Regions from separate parts of the Homo sapiens genome. Here region 1 is linked to region 2. Evidence: read pairs that join two places in POLR2A ChIA-PET (ENCODE). Cell type or tissue: MCF 10A. All regions are shown on one strand. Links, peaks and the distances in the headings refer to the core of each region. The heading gives the core; the rest is flanking DNA.

Region 1 (11,274 bases), core at 3,581-8,580, 55 kb after region 2:
AGAGGCTTCATGTAGGCATGACCAATTATTAACTCAATTTTATCCTCCCTACCATCCAAGGAGGACGGGGGATGGACCTGAAAGTTCCAAGCCTCTTATCATGGCTTGGTGTGTTTCTGGTGACCAGTCCTCATTCTGAAGCTATCCAGGAGCCCCACCAAGAGTCACCTCGTTAGAACAAGAGATGCTCCTATCACTCAGGAAATTCCAAGGGAATTAGCAGATCTGTGTTGGGAACCAGTGTTAAAGACCAATTTTTTTTTTTAAAGATGCTCCTAGCACTCCTATCTTTCAGAAAATTCCAAGAGTTTTAGGAGCTCTGTGTCAGAAACCTGGGGGTAGAAACCAAACATAGTATTTTTTTATGATGCCACAGTTAGTTTCTTATAAAATTAACTATGCATATACTCTGTGACCCAGCATTTCCAATTTTCAGTATTTACCCAAGAGAAAGGAAAATACATATCTGAGCACAAAGACTTATGTGTGATGTGCATTGTAGCTTTGTTCATAATGGTCCCAAAGTGGAAATAATCCAAGTATCTGTAATAGGAGAATGAATAAACAAACTTCAGCATATTCAGAGAAATGGAGTACTACTCAGCAATAAAGAACAGCAGACACACACTATGATCTCAGAAACGTGATGTGGAATGAAAGAAGATGGAACCAAAGAATACGTTTTGTGTAATTCCATTTATAAAGAAGTCACAACAGTAGTTGCGAAACCACAACAGTAGTTGCTGAAGGCTGAGGGTAAAGATGGGGAAGAGAGAACTTTAGGGGTCATGGAAATGCTCTAGGTTTTTTTCAGGGTGTGGGTTACAGAATATGCATCTGTTAGAACTTGTCAGACTTTACACTTAACATCTGAGCATGCCCTGAAAAACCAAAACAACAAAGATGAAAACTAGCATCATGGCTCAGGCTTTCATGTCAGATGGACCAAGTTTCAAGTTCTGACTCTGCCACATATTAGTGGGCTGACCTTGGGAAAATAAAGTGTTCTTAAAATCCAGTTTCCTCAGCTGTAAAAAGGGAAGTGATAATGAAATAGAATAATTTATGAGAGCATACAGTGTAATAAATGCCCACTAAATTGTGGTTTTATTTTTGTTTTATTTTATTTTATTATTATCTTTTTAAGACAAGGAAGGTCTCACCCTGTCACCCAGGCTGGAGTTGAGTGGCATAATCACAGCTTACTGCATCTTCTGCCACCTGGGCTCAAGCAATCCTCCCACCCCAGCCTCCCAAATAGCTGGGACCACAAGTGCAAGCCACCACACCCAGCTAATTTTTTGCAGAGACAAATGTATTAGTCCATTTTCAACTGCTATAAAGACATACCCGAGACTGGATAATTTATAAAGAAAGAGGTTTAATTGACTCACAGTTCTGAATGGCTGGAGAGGCCTCAAGAAACTTACAATCATGGTGGTGGGGGAAGAGGCATGGTGGCAGGTGAGAGAGAATGCCTGTGTCAGTGCAGGAAAAACTACCATTTATAAAACCATCAGATCTCATGAGAGTTCACTATTAGGAGAACAGCATGTGGGAAACTGCCCTATAATCTAATTACTTCCCACCAGGTCTCTCCCTAAACACCCGGGGATTACAATTCAAGATGAGATTTGGGTAGGGACACAAAGCCTAACCGTATCAATGAGGTTTCACCATGTTGCCCAGGCTGATCTTGAACTCCTGGCCTCGAGCAATCCACCAGCCTCAGACTCTTAAAATGCTGGGATTACAGGCACGTGCCAATGCACTCAGCCTATTTCAGAATAATAAAAAGACTTGTGACACTGTAGAAAATCATACAATTATAGAAAATAACCATAATCCCATCCAGAGATAATCACTGTAAACCTTTAGACATATGTTTTTTCTATTTATATATGTTCTATTTTTTTCTATGCATATAGTTGAGTTTATAATGAATATACAATGTCAATTTCTTCTTTCATTAATTAATAAAAGCATGCTTATATTATTAGATATGCTTGTAAGCCAAAAACATTGAAAAAGTAAGGTTGTGAACTTCAGGGAATCTGTCTCCCCACCCCACTAGTGGACCAATCAGAGTGAGCTTTTTAAAAAGCAGATCTGTTGTGTTACTTCCTAAACACCTCAATAGAGTCCATTGCCCTTAGAATCAAGTTCAACTTAACAGGGGTACAAGGGCCCTTCACGATTGGGGTTTGAGTGACCTAGACTGGGTCTGGCTCCACTTCTAGTTGCATTTCTGTGGCCCTTCTCCATGTGTCTCTCAACCTCCTTCGCCCATCAAGCTAGCTGGGGCACGTTCTCCTCATGGCAGTGGCTTATGGAGGCACATGGAACGCCTAATACCTAAGACCTAAGCTATGAAAATGCCTCTTAGGATTGGCATAGAGACACACCTACCAGATCTCACAGCCAAGTCAGAGTAAATGGGGAGAGAGGCTCTCCTCATCCTGGCCACAGCAAAGTTGAGGCTGCAGGGAGTGGTGAAGAACTGGAGCCAATAGCTCAATCTACTGCCACCCCCATGTGCTCCCGGCTGACTGACCAGGTTCACCTCCTCCAGTGTGTCACCTGCTCCTCTTCCTACCTTCAGACATCCGACATTTCTTTGTAGATTGCCAGCTTCTCACTTAACTCCTCCTTGACTCTTTCTGAGTCCAGGTCAGGCCAGGTGTCCTGCCGTGTGTTCCCGTAGGACTCTGCACCTCCCTATCATAGCTCTTGCTACACTGCTTTGTGCTTGGATGTTCACTTGTCTATACCCTGGACCCCTTATCTCTTTTGAAGGTTTAGGTGAGCTTGTCCTTGACATGTGAGGTCAAGAATGGGGAAATTTTGTTCCTGAGTACAATCTTTAGTTTCCTGAAATAGAGTACTGGGTATTTCATGCTTTGGGTTAGAAACCTTTGGAAGGGCCCAACTCCAAGTGAGAAAACACACCTCTTTCTTTGGGTTACAGGCAGAAACTAGACTGTGATGGATATCTGCTGCTTTTGCTTGCCCACATCCCTTTGGCCTTTAAATATATATATATATAATAGCAGCTGGTCTTTGGGGAATCCCTTCTTTACCACTGTATACAGGCTTCTGTCCTTGCTAATCAGATGTCCTCCCCCAGTAGTATGAATCAGGTATACAGGCTTCTGTCCCTGCGTCCTGTATCCCCTGCCTTGGCTTAACATTGAGCTAATCAGATGCTCTCACCCAGTTAGGAATCAGGTGGAGCAACCTGATAGGAAAATCCTTTGAAAAGACTTTTCTCAAAGGTAGTCCTTTGCTGTAACTGCCCATTATTAGTTTCTGCTACCCAGACTCCCAGAGCTACTGGGGTTCCTACTGTTGGCTTAGCTTTTCCTGGAATTTGCTATGCTATCATATAGCCTTTTGATAAATTCTTGCATTTTGTTTTTATTAAATTAACCAGATCTCATTTCTGTTACTTATCAGGAAAGTAAGCAAACAAAAAATACCATCACTGACACCACAACCAGATGCTCAAAAACTTCAGAGCCCACTCTGTATGTTTCCCTCGGGTCCACCAGTGAGGGGTAAGAAGTTTGGCAGTTCCTATTTTGGGTTAGTTGGCCTTTGAGCTCTTGTAAAGCTCCTTTTTTTTTTTTTTTTTTTGAGACGGAGTCTCTCTCTCTATCACCCAAGCTGGAGTACAAGGCTGCAATCTCCGCTCACTGCAACCTCTGCCTTCCAGGTTCAAGCGATTCTTCTGCCTCAGCCTCCCGAGTAGCTGGGACTACAGGTGGGTGCCACCATGCCTGGCTAATTTTTTAAAAAAATATTTTTAGTAGAGATGGGGTTTCACCATGTTTAGCAAGATGGTCTTGATCTCCTGACCTCGTGATCTGTCCGCCTTGGCCTCCCACAGTGCTGGGATTACAGGTGTGAGCTACCGCACCAGCCTGTAAAGCTCCTTTTAAGAAGTGAATCTCTGGATGATTCAAGACTGGGCATTTCTATTGCATAAATCTATCCTTTGCTAAGGAGTGAGAGAAACTTCCTGTGGCAGCTGGAATAACAAAGTGGCTACTGAATACTATGTCCTGCACATTAAAAATATATCCCCATTATTATACTTACAGAGTGGGTCTTTAGAGTATTCTTAGAGCTTTGAGGACAGACAGTGTGTGGAAATTACCAGGGTAGGCAGGCTAGAAGGTGGCCTGGGAGCCACCATGTTATATAAAATAAATCCCCTTGCTGTCTATCTATGGATTAATCTACATATGAATCTTTCCATCAGTCATCCATCTACCTATTGTCTATCTACCACTAGACCTGGATGAACTTTCACAGACCCTAGGCATGTTCACATTTTTCATAAGCTAAACAGCTAGGGCATGGAAGCACTACCATGTGGTTAGCCTGGCTTGCTGAAGAGGAGGCCTGAGGCACAGCTGACTGTGGGCTGAGCCTCCCTTTGTGATGAAGCGCCCACTTGCTCGTGACATCGGAGAAGAAAAGCGTGCACCCCGTAGTCTCTGCTTGCCAGAAAGTACTCTTCTGGTGGAAAAACAAATTATGGGATCCTGTCCTAATTTGGGACAAATGACACCTCTAGTTTATTCTTAATTGTCCTTGTATGCAAATTTTCCTTTTCCTTTCTAATTTGTCATGTGAGCAAAGTTAAATTAACCCGAACATGTGGTAACAGACTCGACTGATTTTAAGCTCTTCACTTCCTTCCCTTAGGCATTTAATCAGTTCTATTTTTTTGAACTAGATTTGTTTGGCAAGTCAAAGAGAAGATAACAAGATTGGGGGCTGGGGGGAGGCAGTTTTTTAAAGATAGAAGTACAAAAGGAGCTGCCATCTGAAGTCTCAAATTAGGATGGAAAGCACATTCTCTGCAGCTTTATCTTACTATAATTGAAAGTTTAAAACAGAGTGGATTTCATTTGAATCAAGAGGCTGCAATTAACTTTGTTTTTCTAAGAGGTGCCCTTTTAGTATATCATATAGCATTAATGCCTGCTTTTCACTACTGACTTGGAGTAAAGGGTGTATTCCATTGTGAATATATGCCATTTAAAAAAATATGTTTCATTTTAATAGAATTTTGAAAGGCAACGAGGTACCACAAGGAAACATACACCCCAGGTTTTCAGAAGCCCTGGGTTCTTGGTCCTCTCCTTCATGTTAGGTTGGGGTAAAAGTAATTGTGGTTTTTGCCATTACTTTTTTTTTTTTTTTTTTTTTTTTTGTTTGTGGAGACGGAGTTTCGCTGTAGTTGCCCAGGGTGGAGTACAATGGCGCAATCTTGGCTCACTGTAACCTCTGCCTCCTGGGTTCAAGCAATTCCCCTGCCTCAGCCTCCAAAGTAGCTGGGATTACAGGCACCCGCCACCATGCCCAGGTAATTTTTGTATTTTTAGTAGAGACAGGGTTTCACCATGTTGGCCAGGCTGGTCTCGAACTCCTGACTTCAGATGATCCACCCGCCTCGGCCTCCTGAAGCGCTGGGATTATAGGCATGAGCCTCTGCGCCCGGCCTGCCATTACTTTTAATGGCAAAAACTGCAATTTCTTTTGCCCCAGCTAATACTTACCAGTTGGAGTAACCTTGCATAGGTCTCTTGCTGATGTGAGACATAATTTCTTCTTCCATAAATTATTAATCACTGCCCTGACCTGCCTAACCTACAGGGCCACTGTGCTCAATAAAAGGTAAGGCATGTCGTAAATGTAAGGTGCTGCCAAAATTCACAGGAGTGTCAGCTGGGAGCAGAGTCTGTAATTCCCAGTAGCCACCAAACCAACTTGACCTGGACATGTTCAGGAATGAAGTAAGAACCCAAGCCTTAGAGTCACCCGGGATGGACTTCCTGATTCCTCGGTTCTGAGATATGTCACTATGTATACAGTGGGGTGGGGGTAAGTTGGCCCAGGTTTCTGAAGAGTATTTGGCATTCTCTATTAAAATTCATCAAGTGTGTACCTTGTACCAGGGCTTATAATTTTAGGAAAGCATCCTGCGGAAATACCTGCACATGTGCATAAGAAATAAACATAGTTGTGGTCGGTCATGGTGGCTCCTGCCTGTAATTCCTGCACTTTGGAAGGCCAAGGCGGGTGGATCATCTGAGGTCAGGAGTTTGAGACCAAGCCGGCCAACATGGTGAAACCCTGTCTCTACTAAAAATACAAAAATTAGCCAGGCATGGTGATGGGTGCCTGCGATCCCAGCTACTCGGGAGGCTGAGGCAGGAGAATCGCTTGAACCCCGGAGGTGGAGGTTGCAGTGAGCCAAGATCACGCCACTGCACTCACACCTGGGCAACAGAGTGAGACTCCATCTCAAAAAAAAAAAAAAAAAAAAAAGTAGTTGTTATTGATGATTACTGATGGCCAGCTTCTGGGTTTTTTATACGTATTAACTCATTTAATCCTACAAAAAACCCTCTGAGGTTATTATCCCCACTTCATAGACGAGAAAACTGAGGCATAGAAAGGCAGAGTAAACCGCCCAGCATTATAAAGCTAGCAGATGGCCCCGCTGAGATCTGAAGCTGGGAGGTCTGACTGCAGATCGTGTGTGTTCATCCTCTACAAAGGTGCAGAAGCAAGTTTTGCAGAGCCTGAGTTTCAGAGAAGTTTAGAGAACCTCTTTAAAAAACACAAAATTACACACATAAGTTAGGCACACAATGAATATTTATTTGCAAAGAGAGAATAAACTACAAAAGTCACACATTTTAAAAAGCTGCCAAATACCATAATCACAAAGTTCAGAAAAATAACATAATATTCTTATTAATTTACTGCTTCATGTGCTTTTACAATGCCTTCCTTCCTACACTTTTTGGCTGCATACTCTTTGATTGCTTCTGATTCATATGACAACAATTGTGAAATATCACTTTTCATAAAGAGAGTAGGAAGATAGTTCAGTCTTTCCTATGGCATAGTAAATTGAAATCTGTTCTTTATTATTGATAGTCGTGATGAGAAAACGTGCCACTTCATACAGACATATACTAGCTGGTTGTGGTATTGCTGCAGATTTGGCCCTACAAAGAGATCTTGATAAATTTTATTCTCCCTGATTCTTGTCAAAAAAGAAAAAACCATATGGTACATTTTTTGTTGTACATGCTGAATTATTCTGTTTCTGGTAGACTTTTGTGAGAATCAAAACCCTTTTCATACCTCTGACAATTGGAACTTTCCCCAGACTAGCTTCTTGTTCTGTACATTTCAGACCAGGTCTCTTCCACTTCTGTATAATTCTGTACCTGTTGTCCTCCGGCACGTTTTTACTGAGACATGACCCAGGGTCCTGCAACTTTGGATCTTGACCCCTGTAAGTCAGCATGGGGCAGTAGTACTATTACTGGGCGTCACTCTTACGTTGTGCGGCTGGCATGCACTTACCTGCATCCTGTGACAGTAAATGAAATGTAAGCTCCCTGGAAGGGGCCTGGGCAATGAGGCGCCAGAAGCATAAACTTCTTTGGCTTTGTGGATTTGCTGCACAAAACGATAAAAGAATGATGCCCATCACAACCTGTTTTTAATGATGAAAAACTGGGTAAACCTAAATGGTCATCAGTACAAGACTGGTTAGAATATGGGATGTCCATACAATACACTCCTTTGCAAAATGAAGCCATGCAAGTAAATGTCTTAGGAAAAATGGCTGGGTGCAGCGACTCACGCCTGTAATCCCAGCACTTTGGGAGGCCAAGGCAGGCAGATCACTTGAGGTTGGAAGTTCAAGACCAGCCTGGCCAACGTGGTAAAATCATGTCTCTACTTAAAAAAAAAAAAAAAAAAAAAAAAAGCTAGGCATGGTGGCGCACGCCTGAAATCCCAGCCACTTGGGAGGCTGAGGTAGGAGAATCACTTGAACCCAGGAGGCAGAGGTTGCAGTGAGCTGAGATCATGCCACTGCACTCCAGCCTGGGCAACAGAGCATGACTTCATCTCAAGAAAAAAAACAGTCTTAGGAAAAATGAAGTAAACATCTAGATTTGTGCAAGGCAAGGTATCTTCTTTCCTCATGGTAAAGTAAAAACACAAGTTACAGGATAGTATAGTTAGTATAATTCTGTTTGCATATTTCAAAAATTGGAAATTGGTATATTTGTAAATGCACAGACACATTTTGGAAGCATAGTTAAGAAACCGAGAAGTGATTGTCTCTGGGGTGTTTGGACTGAGAATTTGGGGAAGAAAAGAGGAAGTTTTAATTTTCACTTTTTATCAATACTGTTTGAGTTATTTGACTTTGAGTACATATTATTAACACATATACTCACTTGCAGATGACAGCACCCCAACTCAAAAGAGATTAAGGAAAAAAGAAAATGTATTAGTTCCTGTCACTGGCTGGGAGCATTGGGCAGTGCTGGATCCAGGTGCTCAAAAGGTGTCGTCATGATTCTGCCTTTCTAAATCTCTTGGTTATTTTTCTTCCTCTTTGGCTGAATCCTCAGGCAGGCTTTCCCTTTGCAGTAGCAAATGGTCACCAGCCACCTCAGACTTAAACTTTTATCAGCTCAGCCATCCCAGTGAAAAGAAAGAGAAATCTTCTTCCCTAAAGTTTCCAGTGAAAGCTGTGGTGTTGACTCTGTTGCATCCTTTCTGGCCATACGTCCATCCCTGAACTATTTATGGAGCCTGAAAAGATGAATTAGGCTGAACGACCAGGTGAGATCATATGGTCACCCTGGACCAGAGGTGGGTTCGGTTTCACCCAAACCACATAGGCTGGGCCATTGCCTGAGAGGGAGGAGGGATTCCAGGAAGAAAAACCAAGGTGCTATTCCCTAAAGATGAGAAAAGGGTCACTATCAGGCAAGAACATCTATTTACCACATACACATTCCTTTTACAATTTTAAAGGGAGAGAGAATTTTAAAAAGAGTGTGAATTGTCAGGGGAAAATCTCAGAGCAAGTCAAATATCTCAGCCTTGCTAGTAAAGCAAAATAGAAACTATTGACAACAATTGAACAAAGGATAGAGAAAATTCCTTTCTACTATCTTTTCAAAAGAATCAAAAGTTGCGTTTGTTTGGTGGAATAATTATGCTGGTTGAATAATTAATGGTAAATATTGGGTTGAACTAAATAAATTATAGTATATTTGTATAATGGGGAATATACAGCCATTAAAACGATGTAGTAGATGAATATTAACACAGGAAAATTTACCACAATTACCTTGAGGAAAAAAATGCAGGTTGCAAAACAATATTTACAATACGATCTCACTTTTATTTAAAAATGTGTATGTATGTATGCATAGTAGAAAAACTCAAAACTAGCCTACAATTGTTTCATCAGCAGCTTTTCTGGGTAGATATGTTATGAATGACTTTTATTTTATCTCTTTCCATTTTTCTATTTTCCAAGTTTTCTCCAATGAATATTTATTGCCTTTTTAAATGTAATTTTAATTTTTATTAGTTATTACTTTAGAAAGTCAAACAGCCCTATAAAACATAATGAAAAGCAGTGTCTTGTCTCTCTCTTCACCCTAGTCCTCATTTCCAGAGGCAAGCACATTCAATGCTTTAGATGTTTTTTTAAGTATTTACTTCCATTTTTCTAAATAACATGTTTATATTGCTATTCTTGATATTTCAAATTTATATGTTACATATTGACTTTCTAATAAGGAGTATGAAGACAATTATGTTACAACACCCTTTGAATACAATTCTTTGTTCATTTTCCCGACATGGCTTAAGTCACTTATACCACGCCCGGCCCAATTCTTATTTTTATTCAATTCGTATTTGTTGGACCATGTATTATTCATTGCTGATCCAGGTTGTGTAATTACATTTCCTTTCATGACACATATTTCTTTTAAGGACTTTAATTTGACCCTGAAAACCCTGCCACTAAGTGAAGACCTGTTAAATGGAAAAAAAAAAAAAAAAAAAAAAAAACTGTATGAATATTAACAGGGGAAAGTATTAATGTATCCCAACCGAAGATGCTCAACTTTCACAGATAGGAAAAATATCAATTGAACAATAAAAACAAGCTTAAATAAATAATACATAATGAGTTGATATAGTAAAGACTTACTTTATTCACCAAAGGAGGAGGAGTAGACTTGAGTGTCTGATGGAAGAGGGAGTCATTCTCTGGAAGGTAGGTTCTTGTTGCACCATTGTATTCATCAACTTTTTGGGGTCATAGTTATCATTTGCTCAAGCTGCACTTAAAAACAGTATGGAACTACACCTTTAGGGCTAAATAAAAGCTAAATATGAGAATACCTCAAAACGTGGAAACAGTATGCACACCCAAAAGACTAAAGTGTTGTAGAAAGTCTTTCTTATTTGGCACTCCTTGCATAACAAAGCATTTGGGGCTCATCCATATGCGGCAAGTAACTCAAATTTGCCCAGTATGCTAGTCTATGAATGGAAATGTTGAATCAGTTGGTAGGTATGTCATTGCCTGAAATTGTAATGTCAAATTATCATGTCTTGCAGCACATATATGTAGTGTGCTTCTGGGTAAAAACTTATCCCCAAAACAAAAATAAAAGACAAATAATAGTTGTCTGAAAAGTGGAATAATTTTTCAAGATATATTATGGAGAGGAAATTTTAAGAGTCCTTATATGAGGTAATTACAGAATGTTTTATTTTTCTTGTACTTAATTGTTTTTTAAGAAAAGTTTGGTGTTTGTCAAATTTCTGGTGAAATATTTGTACAGCTATAGAATGCCTCTCTACATAACAAAGCATGTCAGATAATCTACCACTTTTATTTTTTATCCCCAGAGACACTTTCTAGATATCTCTCTTCTCCTGCTCTACTCTGGATTAGTTTTGCTTTTGAATTGCTGTACAGCTGTTTTCCTGGACTTTTCTTTTCCATCCTCCTGAAAATTCCCTGTCTCTTCTCCCCTGTGCTGGATTACCAGTTGATCGTGTTCCTTTTCTTCAGTTTACTCCTTCATTCCCCTGTGCTGGATTACCAGTTGATCGTGTTCCTTTTCTTCAGTTTACTCCTTCATTTTGATGGAGCATATCCTTCAGTAACTTTTTTAGAAAGGTATATGGGAGGTAATTCTTTAAGACCCTGCATTTTCTAAAAATGTCTCTATTCTATATTCACTTCTGACTGATGGTTTGGCAGGCTAAAGAATTCAAAGTTAGAAATAATTTTCCTTCTGAATTTTAAAAGCACTGTTGTGTCATCTTCTAATTTGACGACATTTTAATCTCTATTTTTCCCTGAGAGCTTTTATTCATTTCTGGTGACCTAAAGTTTTGGAATGACAG
Region 2 (11,274 bases), core at 3,767-8,766:
AGTTAGGGTTATTGGCATATGTATCACCTTGTGTATCTATCATTTCTATGTGCTGGGAACAGTTCAAGTCCTCTCTTCTAGCTACCTTGAAATATATCATTGTTGTTAACTATGGTCACCCTGATGCAGGGCAGGCGAGCCCCAAAGTGGGGCTTAGCCCTCGGGGGTTCTTGATTTTGCCCAGGAAAGAATTCAAGGGCAAGCCAGGGGTAGAAGAAAAGAGCTTTATTGAGGCAGCAGTGTTACAGCACTGGTGGTGTTACTGCTCCGTGACTGCTCCTGCAGAACAGGGCTGCCCTGTAGGCCGAGAGTAGCAACTCAGAGCAGTTTTGCATCACATTTATACTCACCCACATAATAACACGCAGATTAAGGGGCGATTTATGCAGACATTTCTAGGGAAGGAGTAGTAGCTTTTGGGTCATCGGGTCATTACCACAGAAAGGGGCAATCACTCCTGGGTGTTTCCATAGCAGTGGTAAACTGACATGGCACACTGGTGAGTGTGTCTCATTGGAAAGCTGCTCCCACCTCGGCCCTGTTTTAGCGAGTCCCCAGTCTGGTTGGTGTCCGAGCCCCGCCTCTGGAGTTGAGTCCCACCTCCTACTTCAACCCTACACTGCTGTCCATCATTAGAACTGTAATCCCAGCACTTTGGGAGGCCAAGGTAGCACCTATTATTTTTCTCATTTTCAGAAGAAGAATCTGTATCTTATTAAAAGTTGCAGAGTTAGGAAATGGCTGAAGATTCAAACTGTGTTGTCCAAATCCTTAGTCTAGGCTTTAAACCATGTTAAAATATCGCCTATACTGGGACTTCAGAAAGAAAGCAAACCATAAAAAGCAACTATTTGGGGACAGGGTGAGAGCGAGGCAGAAACAATATTAGGGAATTTTTTATACACTCACTCTCTCTTTGTGGAAATATGGAAAGACAGGAAAATGTCTTGTAATGACTTGAGGAGACAGAATTATGGACAGTTCCCTATGCCAAAACTCTCAAATGTACATACATTTTTTAAAGCACACGTGTTATTCATTATTCCGAGGAAAACCCAACACATATTGAGGCCACTGATGCTTCATGCCACAGCTCCAGGAAGGCTGAGGACCAAATATTTAGCATAATTCTTCATTCTATGATTCTTCTTGGCTTGGATTTTCAAGAAGTTGAGAACACTGCTTTCTCTGAAGCAAAATAAAACTGTTTTGGATAAAGTTAAAGACAGATGACATTTAGAGTGATAAGCAGAGCTGATATATCCATATTCAGCCAGTCTATCTACATTCAGAGGAATGAGAACCAAGAATTTGGAATGGATTTATTAACAACTCATCACACTATGAGAGCGTGGGGTAATATTTTGTATGTGATGTACCAGCTGTCTACAGAGCTAAGCAAACCCAGAGATCACAGACTTTAGTCTCCTGTCTAGGTTCCAAGTAAATGGTCTTCAGGGAGACACCAAGAATAAAGGCTGCGAAAATGACATTAGAGCTCTTTGGGCTCCTTCTGATCATTGCTGCACCCTGTTCTCACTATCAATTTGATTTCACCAAATGATTCCATAAGTGAATTTGGAGCTTGTGAGTCATGACTGAAACTGACATGTTTGCTTGCATTTTCTACCTCTGAGTCCTCCTGTCCAAGTTTTCTCAAGCTTGGTGTCTGTCCTACTTTAAATAAGATAGGAATGAGACAGCTGACATATTTCCTGCAGAGACTGTGCCTCTAGTTGGTAAATCACAATCAGGAAGCTGACACCCATAATTTTTCTTCTCGGAGAAGAAAAAAAAAAAAAGAGAACCATTAGGATATGTTTGAAAGATCTAACATACCCAAAGAGGAAGAACTGTGAAGGGTTGTGGCAATCAAAAAGATAATATGGTTTCCATTACATAACCCTATCGAAGTCATTACACCATAAGATCAGTCCTGAGGGGAAGTCGTCTCTAATAAATTCCAGTCTAAACGGACAAAAAATAACTTACATGAAGTTTTTAATTGGAGTCTTCCAGAAATTAAGAGGAACCTGATTTGTAAAGTCCTACACATACCCAACATATTTCATAATCACTTTTCTCAGTTTTCTTACACTGTAGTGTATGTAGCCTCTTCCTGCAAATTTCTGGAAACATTTATTATGATCTTTTGTTCAGCAAATATTCACTTTCTTTCCACCTCCCACTGTGGGAAGAAGAGACTTTGCAGCCCACCGATGTTGGGCTAAGCCATGTGACTTGCTTTGGCCAAAGGAATATTAGCAGATCTAACATCGCAGAGGTCTTAAATTTGCTTGTGGGTTTTGGTCTGACCTCTTATGCTCTGGTAATCTACCATGAGAATATGCCCTGGGTATTTTCTGCTCTATTCATATGTGTCCCAAACCATGCATACATGGGGCAGACATGAACCTATTCACAGCTTGGATCCAATCCAGTCAGCCCACAGCCTGATGCAGAACCACCCAGCTGAGCCCAGCCCAGACACAGTCAGTCTAACTGTAGCCAACAGCAGACCCATGTGCAGCAGAATAACGTTTGTTGTTAGCCACTGGGTTTTGGGTGGTCTGTCAATGGTCAGTGTGTCTTCCTGTTCTTCTCTTTCTCATTCCACCTAATTCTAATTCACAAAGCCCCAAAGCATGGCAAGCTTCTCCTTCAAAGGAGAGAGAAGGAAGAGCAATATGATTAAGCAAAATCAGGATCTTCTTTAACACACACAGGAAAGAGCAAAGTTTGGAATTATTCATGTGTTGATAATTTCTAAATTGTCACACCTGTGATAATAGCTACCATTTGACAGGCTCGGTGTTAAACACTTTATAAACTTGAACATATTTAATCCACACAATAACTTAAGAAGTCAGGATAAATGTTACCATTTGGTAGACAAAGAAACCTGAGGCTTAGAGAGGTTATGTATTTTCTTAGAAGGCGCCAGAGCTAGGGTTTAAATACTCAGATTTAGGCAAATCCCAATAATTATTGAGCGACCTAGGCAGTCAACCAGTCTTAAAATGAAATACCATTCTTTAATGCAACAAATTGGCAAAGATTACGAACACTCTAATACTGAATATTGGCAAGAATACCAGAGAGGCATCTTATAAAATACAGGTGAGAATGTAAATTGGAGCTAACATTCTGGAAAGTAATCTGACAATATTTATGAAGAGCTTGAATATTTGCATATCCTTTGAACCAGTAATCCCACTTCTCTGATTATATTCTAAGGAACTAATCAGAGATGCAGCCGAAGATTCATGTACGAAGTTGTTCTTCAAGACGTTGCTTATCACAGTGCAAAATTGGAATCAACTGAAATGTAAAATAATTGCAGGATGGTTAAATAATTCGTATTGCTACAGGCTGGAACAATATGCAACCATTAAAAATCATATTTCAATGACATGAGAAAAGGTCTGCAATAACTAAGTGAAATAAAAACAGGATATAAAGGCCGGGTGCGGTGGCTCACGCCTGTAATCCCAGCACTTTGGGAGGCCGAGGCGGGTGGATCATGAGGTCAGGAGATCGAGACCACGGTGAAACCCCGTCTCTACTAAAAATACAAAAAAAAAAAAAAATTAGCCGGGCGTAGTGGCGGGCGCCTGTAGTTCCAGCTACTCGGGAGGCTGAGGCAGGAGAATGGCGTGAACCCGGGAGGCGGAGCTTGCAGTGAGCCGAGATTGCGCCACTGCACTCCAGCCTGGGTGACAGAGCGAGACACCGTCTCAAAAAAAAAAATAAAAAAAATAAAAATAAAAATAAAAACAGGATATAAAACTGAATATAAAGTGTGACTCCAGTTTAAAGAGTATGTTTGTTCATCTATGTGTGCCTGTGATTGTCAGATAATAAAATAATATTAGCAATGCATTATTTCTGCATAATGATTATTTTTTGTGCGTTTTCAAAGTATCTTTTTGTATTTCTCAAATGCATTGAATGAGCAAGTGTTACTTTTGTAACTAGAAAAATATACTTAAAATGATTATTTTTAAAAACAGCAATTTTTATCCCTACACAATATAAGCAGTAGGAGGACAGGTCTTTACCTGTTCTGTTCACTGATACATGCTCAGAATAGTGTCTGGCTCCTAATATGTGTTCAGTAAATATTTGTTGAATGAATGAAAGTTATAGCCTGTGGTGTGTGCAAATCTATTGTGTGTGTAGGTTATCTGTGGTTTCATAAATAACCATCCTCAAAACAGCAACCATTGTAATAGGCTCATGCATTCTGTGGGCCAGGAGTTCCAACAGGACAAAGTGGGATGTCTTGTCTAATTCCATGATATCTGGAGCCTCAGCTGGGAAAAAAATGTGTGTATTACTCTGCTTTTGCTGCCATAACTATGTTGTTATTGACTTATTGATTTACATATTTTATTTAAGACAGGGTCTCACTCTTGTCACCCAGGCTAGAGTACAGTGAGTGGCACTATCATGGCTCACTGAAGCCTTGACCTCCCGGCCTCAAGTGATCCCCAGTGATCCCCCTGCCTCAGCCTTCCGAGTAGATGGGACTACAGGTGTGTGCCACAACACCCGGCTAATTATTATTATTATATTCTGTATAGGTGGGTGTCCCACTCTGTTGCCTGGGCTGCCTTGAAATCCTGGGTTGATGTGATCCTTTCACCTCAGGCTCCCAAAGTGCTGAGATTACAGGTGTGAGCCACCATGCCTGGCCTGGCCTGGCTGCCCTAACTATGGCTGTCATAGAATGGGTGGCTTAAACAACAGAAATTTATTTTCTTACTGTTCTGGCTCCTGGGAAGTTCATGATCAAGGTGGCAGCCCATTTGGTTTCTGGCGAGGGCTCTCCTTCTGGCTTACAGGGGGCCCCCTTCTTACTCTGTCCTCATACAGTTGAGAGAGAGGAAGGAGCTCTTTGCTGTCTCTTCTCATTAAGACACTGATTTTATCAAACCGGGTCTCCCCTACACCCCGTCATGGCCTTATCTAACCCTAATCACCTCTTAAAGGTCCCATCTCCAAATACTATCATTTTGGGGATTAGGGGTCTGACATATGCATTTTGGGGGTACACAAACAGCCCATAACAACATGAATAGCTGCAGGTGACTTGAAATGTTAGAAGCAAAAATAGCCTGGAAAGGCTGGGTGCGGTGGCTCATGCATGTAATCCCAGCACTCTGGGAGGCCGAAGCAGGTGGATTATCTGAGGTCAGGAGTTCAAGACCAACCTGGCCAACATGATGAAACCCCGTCTCTGCTAAAAATACAAAAAATTAGCCAGGCATGGTGGCGCACGCCTGTAATGCCAGCTACTCGGGAGACTGAAGCAGGAGAATCACTTGAACCCAGGAGGTGGAGGTTGCAGTGAGCTGAAATCACACCACTGCACTCCAGCCTGGGCAACAAGAGTGAAACTCCATCTCAAAAGAAAAAAAATAAAGAAAAAGAAATTGCCTGGAAACTTCTTCCCTCATATGCCTGGGGTCTGGGACGGGACAACTCTGAGGCTGGACTCAGCTGGGACCATCAGCTGAAACATCAACACATGCCCTTCCATCCAGCCTGGACTTTCACATTAGATTTTGCAAGAGTCCGCAATAAACCTTTGCTATGCTAAGCCACTAATACTTTGGGTTGATTGCTGCAGTGTAGCCTACCTTATCCTGGACTAAGAATGATTTTCAAGTATACGGTTATTTAATGTAATGAGATAAACCTTGTTAGCCTAGAGGCTAGCCTAAGGAATGTCTTTCCTTTCCACCATAGGCAATCTGGAAAGCTGAGCTTCTGCTCAGCGAGACACGTGAGATACGCATGACATGGACCAGGGTGCTCGCCTTGTCATGCCACTTACAAACAGTGTGGCCTTGGATAAATTACAGAATCTTTCTGAGCCTCAGTTTTCTCACCAGTAAAATGGGAAGATGATTATAACACTTATCTCAGGATTGTGAGAATTAAGGGATAGGTATCTATTATATGGCACTGGGCACAGCATAAGCACTTATTAAATGTTAGCTGTTATATTACTTCCATTATTACTTCTATTATTATTATTATTATTTTTTGAGGTGGAGCCTCACTCTGTCGCCCAGGCTGGAGTGCAGTGGCACGATCTAAGCTCACTGCAACCTCCGCCTCCTGGGTTTGAGTGATTCTCCTGCTTCAGCCTCCTGAGTAGCTGGGACTACAGGCGCCCGCCACCATGCCCGGCTAATGGTTTTGTATTTTTTTAGTAGAGACGGGGTTTCACCGTGATAGCCAGGATGATCTCAATCTCCTGACCTCGTGATCTGCCCACCTCGGCCTCCCAAAGTGCTGGGATTACAGGCGTGAACCACCGAGTCCGGCCATATTACTTCTATTATTATACAGTCCGCAATCTCTTGAGCTGAAGGCTAGGAGGGTGTCCACTATGCACAGTTAAAAAAAAAAAAAAAAAAAAAAAGCTGAATCAGCACATCCAGAGAGAAAATTGAGTATCTTTTGTGTTTGGTTAGGGCTGAGAGAAAAAAGGAGGCTTTTGAACTCCCAAAGCCATAAACGAGAAGTGAGGAGAAAGGCCTCCCCTTTTGATATATTAAATATCTACTTATGTATACACCACCTGGTTCCATATAAGAAGAGAGAGGAAGACAGACTTCATGCCATCTCATCTTCTGGCAACAAAAACAGGTGCTAAAACAAGGACGGGATGTAAAATAGAAGCAGAAAGTGGCTCCCAAAAAAATCTTACCATGGGAACCTCACTGCAGACTCTGGCTGTGCGCTAAGCTCTCTAGCCGACTGTGCAATAAGTGCAGCCGTGGTGGTTACACAACCTCGCAAGGTTGCACAATCCAGTTTAGGTTCTTCATCACCCAGTCACGCCATTGCCAAAGCATGCTCCCAAGGGAGGGGCTGGGAGGCAAGCCGCTGGCAAAGGTGACTTGAGTAAGGTGCTGGGTGTCATGCCTAGCACTGTGCCACAGGGGCTGAGTCACCCCAGAAATTTAAGGTGTGGCCGCCAGGCCCCTGCCAAGGAGGGCCGGGGGACCCGGAAAAGAGAAGAATCCCATTTTTGCCTTTATCACCATCACTCCAATTCAGAGGAGGGTACGTCTGAAAAAAATTCTCTCTAGCTTGCACTTTTTAGGCCGTTTAATTTTTTATTGTTGAGTATGAACAGTGAAACAGAGCAGTTTCCTGTTTCTTGGCCCCAACCCCCCAACCACCGCTGAGAAATTTGAGTTTAAAACTGCCGGAGAGGAACATTTAAATTCTATAAATTAGCTTCACTAAAGATGCTTAAGCATTTATGAAAACATTCCCATTTTACTCTCGGCGTTATAAAATCTTAAAGAAAAAAAAAAATCCCAAATTGCCACGTGAAGCTAAGCTGGCAGAGAGAGCGATCTGCTCAGTGCAAATATGCCAACAGCTTTACAAATGAGGAATATAGAATCAGGATTAAGAGCCCGCAGATCATTTATCAGTGACAAAACAAAGACTCCTAGCCTCTGGACTCAGAGTCCGCGGAGAATCTAATCGGCTACATCGCATGCCCCAGAAGCAGTGTTCAGTGTTAACTCATTTATACCCACATTAATGCTGGCAGCAGGGAACTCCGTTGTGCCTGCCTTGGTGCCCAGAAGAGCTATTTTGGTGTAAAACAGAGCTCGGCTTCAGGGAAAACCTGGGTTTAAATCCTGGTTTAGCTACTAACCAGCTGGTGACGCTGGACAACGAACTTTATCATTAGAAGACTCAGTTTCCTCCTCTGAACACTGGAGAGAATAATAACATGCAGGCATTCAAGAAGGGATAATTTCCCTGATAACCTTCACTTCTAGACAAACACAATAAACATAACCAAACGACGGAGTGGTTCCATCAAATGTACTTTTTTTTTTTTTTGAGATGGAGTCTCACTCCGTCAGTCAGGCTGGAGTCTTGCTCCGTCGCCCAGGCTGGAGTGCAGTGGCGCGATCTCTGCTCACTGCAACCTCTGCCTCCTGGGTTCAAGGGATTCTCCTGCCTCAGCTTCTCGAGTAGCTGGGTCTACAGGCACCTGCCACCACACCTGGTTAATTTTTTGTATTTTTAGTAGAGATGGGGTTTCACTGTGTTAGCCAGGATGGTCTCGATCTCCTGACCTCCTGATCCACCCACCTCGGCCTCCCAAAGTGCTGGGATTACAGGCGTGAGCCACCGTGCCTGGCCCAAATGTACATTTAAATAAACATGTTCGGACACACACCCCCATTCCCACCACGAAAAGGAGAGTGTGCCGAAGAAAGAAAATAAGACTCCAGTTCTTTTTTTTAACTCCTATTATCTACTTTTCTTATTCTTCTGATGACACCTGGGCCTTCTATGGCGCTGGGGTACAAAAAGGTCACAGCCAAAAGCAAAGAGAAGCTGATGACGTTAATTTTGGTTTCTGATTCTGAGGGTTTAGGTTTAGGAATAATTTTGACACTTGGCTTTATAGAAATTTCCCCTTAAGTGCTTACTTTAAAATCTGTGACTTCCCCACCGTGCAGCCCCCAATCCTCTAAACAAACATACCGTTGTCACTACTCTCTTAACCTCCAGGCAGCAGGGCACAGAGGAAGGAACACTGGCATTGTCTGGCTGGGGGACCACAGGCCTTGCTTTGTCGTCTAACTTCCAAGCCCCTTCAAAGAGATTAGAGCCAAAATGGAAGCTCTTGTTCACTACAACTTATTAAAATGCTATATGTGTTTCCAGTTTTATCTGCCTAATTTGCATCTTTTCTGTCCCTCAAAATTAAGTGGTCACCCCAATGGATAAATACCATCTCTGAAGCTATATTCTGAGCAGTGCTTAGAGATTAGACTTTCCAAGGACGAACACCTGGTTTAATAACTATCATTGCCAACTATGCGTTATCACTATTTGCACAGTTTTACCTTTAATATGACACTTTTATTTTCATGGCATTTCATTACAGTCTCCATGGACAATGGCTTAGCAGAGAGGAATTGAGGAATTCTCAGGGATTTTTTTTTTTTTTTTTTTTTGAGATGTAGTCTCACACTGTCACCCTGGCTGGAGTACAATGGCAAGATCTTGGCTCACTGCAACCTCCACTTCCCGGGTTCAAGCGATTCCCCTGCCTCAGCCTCCTGAATACCTGGGATTACAGGCACCTACCACCACGCGCGGCTAATTGTTTGTATTTTTAGTAGAGACGGAGTTTCACCATATTGGCCAGGCTGGTCTCGAACTCCTGACCTCGTGATCCACCCGCCTCGGCATCCCAAAGTGCTGGGATTAAAGGCATGAGCCACTGCGCCCAGACTAGGCATTCTCAATTTTAATGCTTGCTTAGTGATGTGCTGGACCAGCACTTTTCCTTTTTTGTTTTTATTTGTTGAGATGGAGTCTCACTCTGTCTCCAGGCTGGAGAGCAGTGGCGCAATCTCGGCTCACTGCAATCTCCACCTCCTGGGTTCAAGCGATTCTCCTGCCTCAGCCTCCCAAGTAGCTATGATTACAGGTGCACACCACCACACCCAGCTCATGTTTGTATTTTTAGTAGAGACAGGTTTTCACCATGTTGACCAGGCTGGTCTTGAACTCCTGCCCTTGATCAGCACATTTCAATGCAACTTTCTGGGATGCTATGAGGCTTCTCTATCTGTGTTGTCCAGTCTGGTAGCTCCCAGCCATACAGCAATAGCACTTGAAATGTGACTAGCACAACTGAGGAACTGAATTTTAGAAGTATCATCTTTAAATAATTTGCATTTAAATATAATTATCACATGAGACTAGTTGCTACCATATGGCACAGTGAAGCGCTAGACACTACCCACTTAGGACTTGTGCTAGACCAGTGCTGTCCAATGGAAATATAATGTGAACAACATATATAATTTAGTTTTTTCTAGTAGTCACATTAAAATAAGGAAAAAGAAAGAGGGTGAAATTAATTTCAATAATATATTTTATGACTGACTATTCAAAATATTATTCCAACCTATAATCAATTAAAAAATTAATGAGCTATTTTACAATCCTTTTTTCATGCTAAGTCTTCAGCATTTGGTGTGCCTTTTATAATTATAACACATCTCCCTTTAGACTGGCTGTATTTCAAGTGCTCAACAGCCACATGTAGCTAGTGGCTAACATATTGGACAATATAACACAGATGTTAGCCACCCTGAGGCTAACTTTTCCATCTATAACATGAGCATGCTTATAGCAACAAGAATCAAAAACACTCTTGTCTTTTAACTCAGGATGCTAAACAATGTTAAACATAAATGCCAAACTTGCTATATTTATTTTTACTAAAGTATACATAGCTATGCAAAATATTTGGTGTTTCCTTTTTAAAGATGTTTCTTGTTCTTTTGCTTTGAATTAAATTCACTAATTTCACCATGTCAATATTTACTGCTAATTATACAAGAACATCGACAACTTAAAGAAATGCAATGTGTGTATCATAGAATTCTTAAGCTCAGCACCTACTAATTTCCATGTCAATAATTTCCATTAGTGTAATGGGACACAATAGAAGCTGCTCCTGGAATAGAAATGGGTAGTGAAGAAAACAATTATAGAGAATCATTGGGCAGCAAAGTAGATAACCAATAAGCCAATGACCTGATCAATGGGTATTAGATACATTAAATGCAAAAGATGATCCTGAAGTGTCCATTAGCAGAGATTCTACAAATATATTACCTAAAAATAATCAATACAGCCTGCTGACAATGTAACCTATAATAGTGGTTTCAGAAGCAATTTCAAAAACGTGCACTGCTCACACTTGATTGTCTTTTCTACTTTTACGCTGCAAACCATACCTTTCCCTATCTCCATCTTAAGTCCCTTCTTTAAGGCTTTTTCTATAATAGTTTGTTGTTTCATTCTTACCACGCAGTAAGAAGAAATGGAAAAAGGGAGTCATGTGGGTTTTCTGTCTCTCCAGGACACAATTTGATGAAACATGACCAATATTTGCTGATGGCTTTGAAGACAAAACTATGACATTACAGCCTTTGCTTTTAAAGGTAGAGGAAACTTGTGAGAAAGTTAGCATGGGGGTGTGTAATGGGAAGCACGAGTTGTAAAGATTGGATGCTTCCTGTTAAACTTGGACAGGAAATTTGTTTTGTCATGATTGTCCAGAATGTCAGCTTGGCTCCTCACTCGAAAAAGGGAAACAAAGAACAATTCTTGTGTCCTTGTGTGCCGCCAGACTAATCAGCATCGTTCCTTCCACTTTACAACAGTTTATGGAGTTTGATTTTGTATACCCCATAA

Evidence for each region. Peaks named below come from ENCODE experiments on the same cell type or tissue, not always from the same donor. Only the 100,000 strongest peaks of a DNase experiment are listed, where the experiment ranks them.
Region 1: POLR2A ChIA-PET joins it to region 2 with 7 read pairs; 4 of 35 experiments call an interaction of 5 or more read pairs at or near these places.

What each region holds. Positions count from the first base shown.
Region 1 is chr11:35,868,415-35,879,688 of GRCh38, reverse strand. No RefSeq gene overlaps it. Among named protein-coding and RNA genes, the nearest start is that of LDLRAD3, 70 kb to the left of the region's middle. In MCF 10A, for the core only: no CTCF peak of the experiment used is centred there; no DNase peak of the experiment used is centred there.
Region 2 is chr11:35,923,511-35,934,784 of GRCh38, reverse strand. No RefSeq gene overlaps it. Among named protein-coding and RNA genes, the nearest start is that of LDLRAD3, 15 kb to the left of the region's middle. In MCF 10A, for the core only: no CTCF peak of the experiment used is centred there; a DNase peak (open chromatin) is centred at 6,864.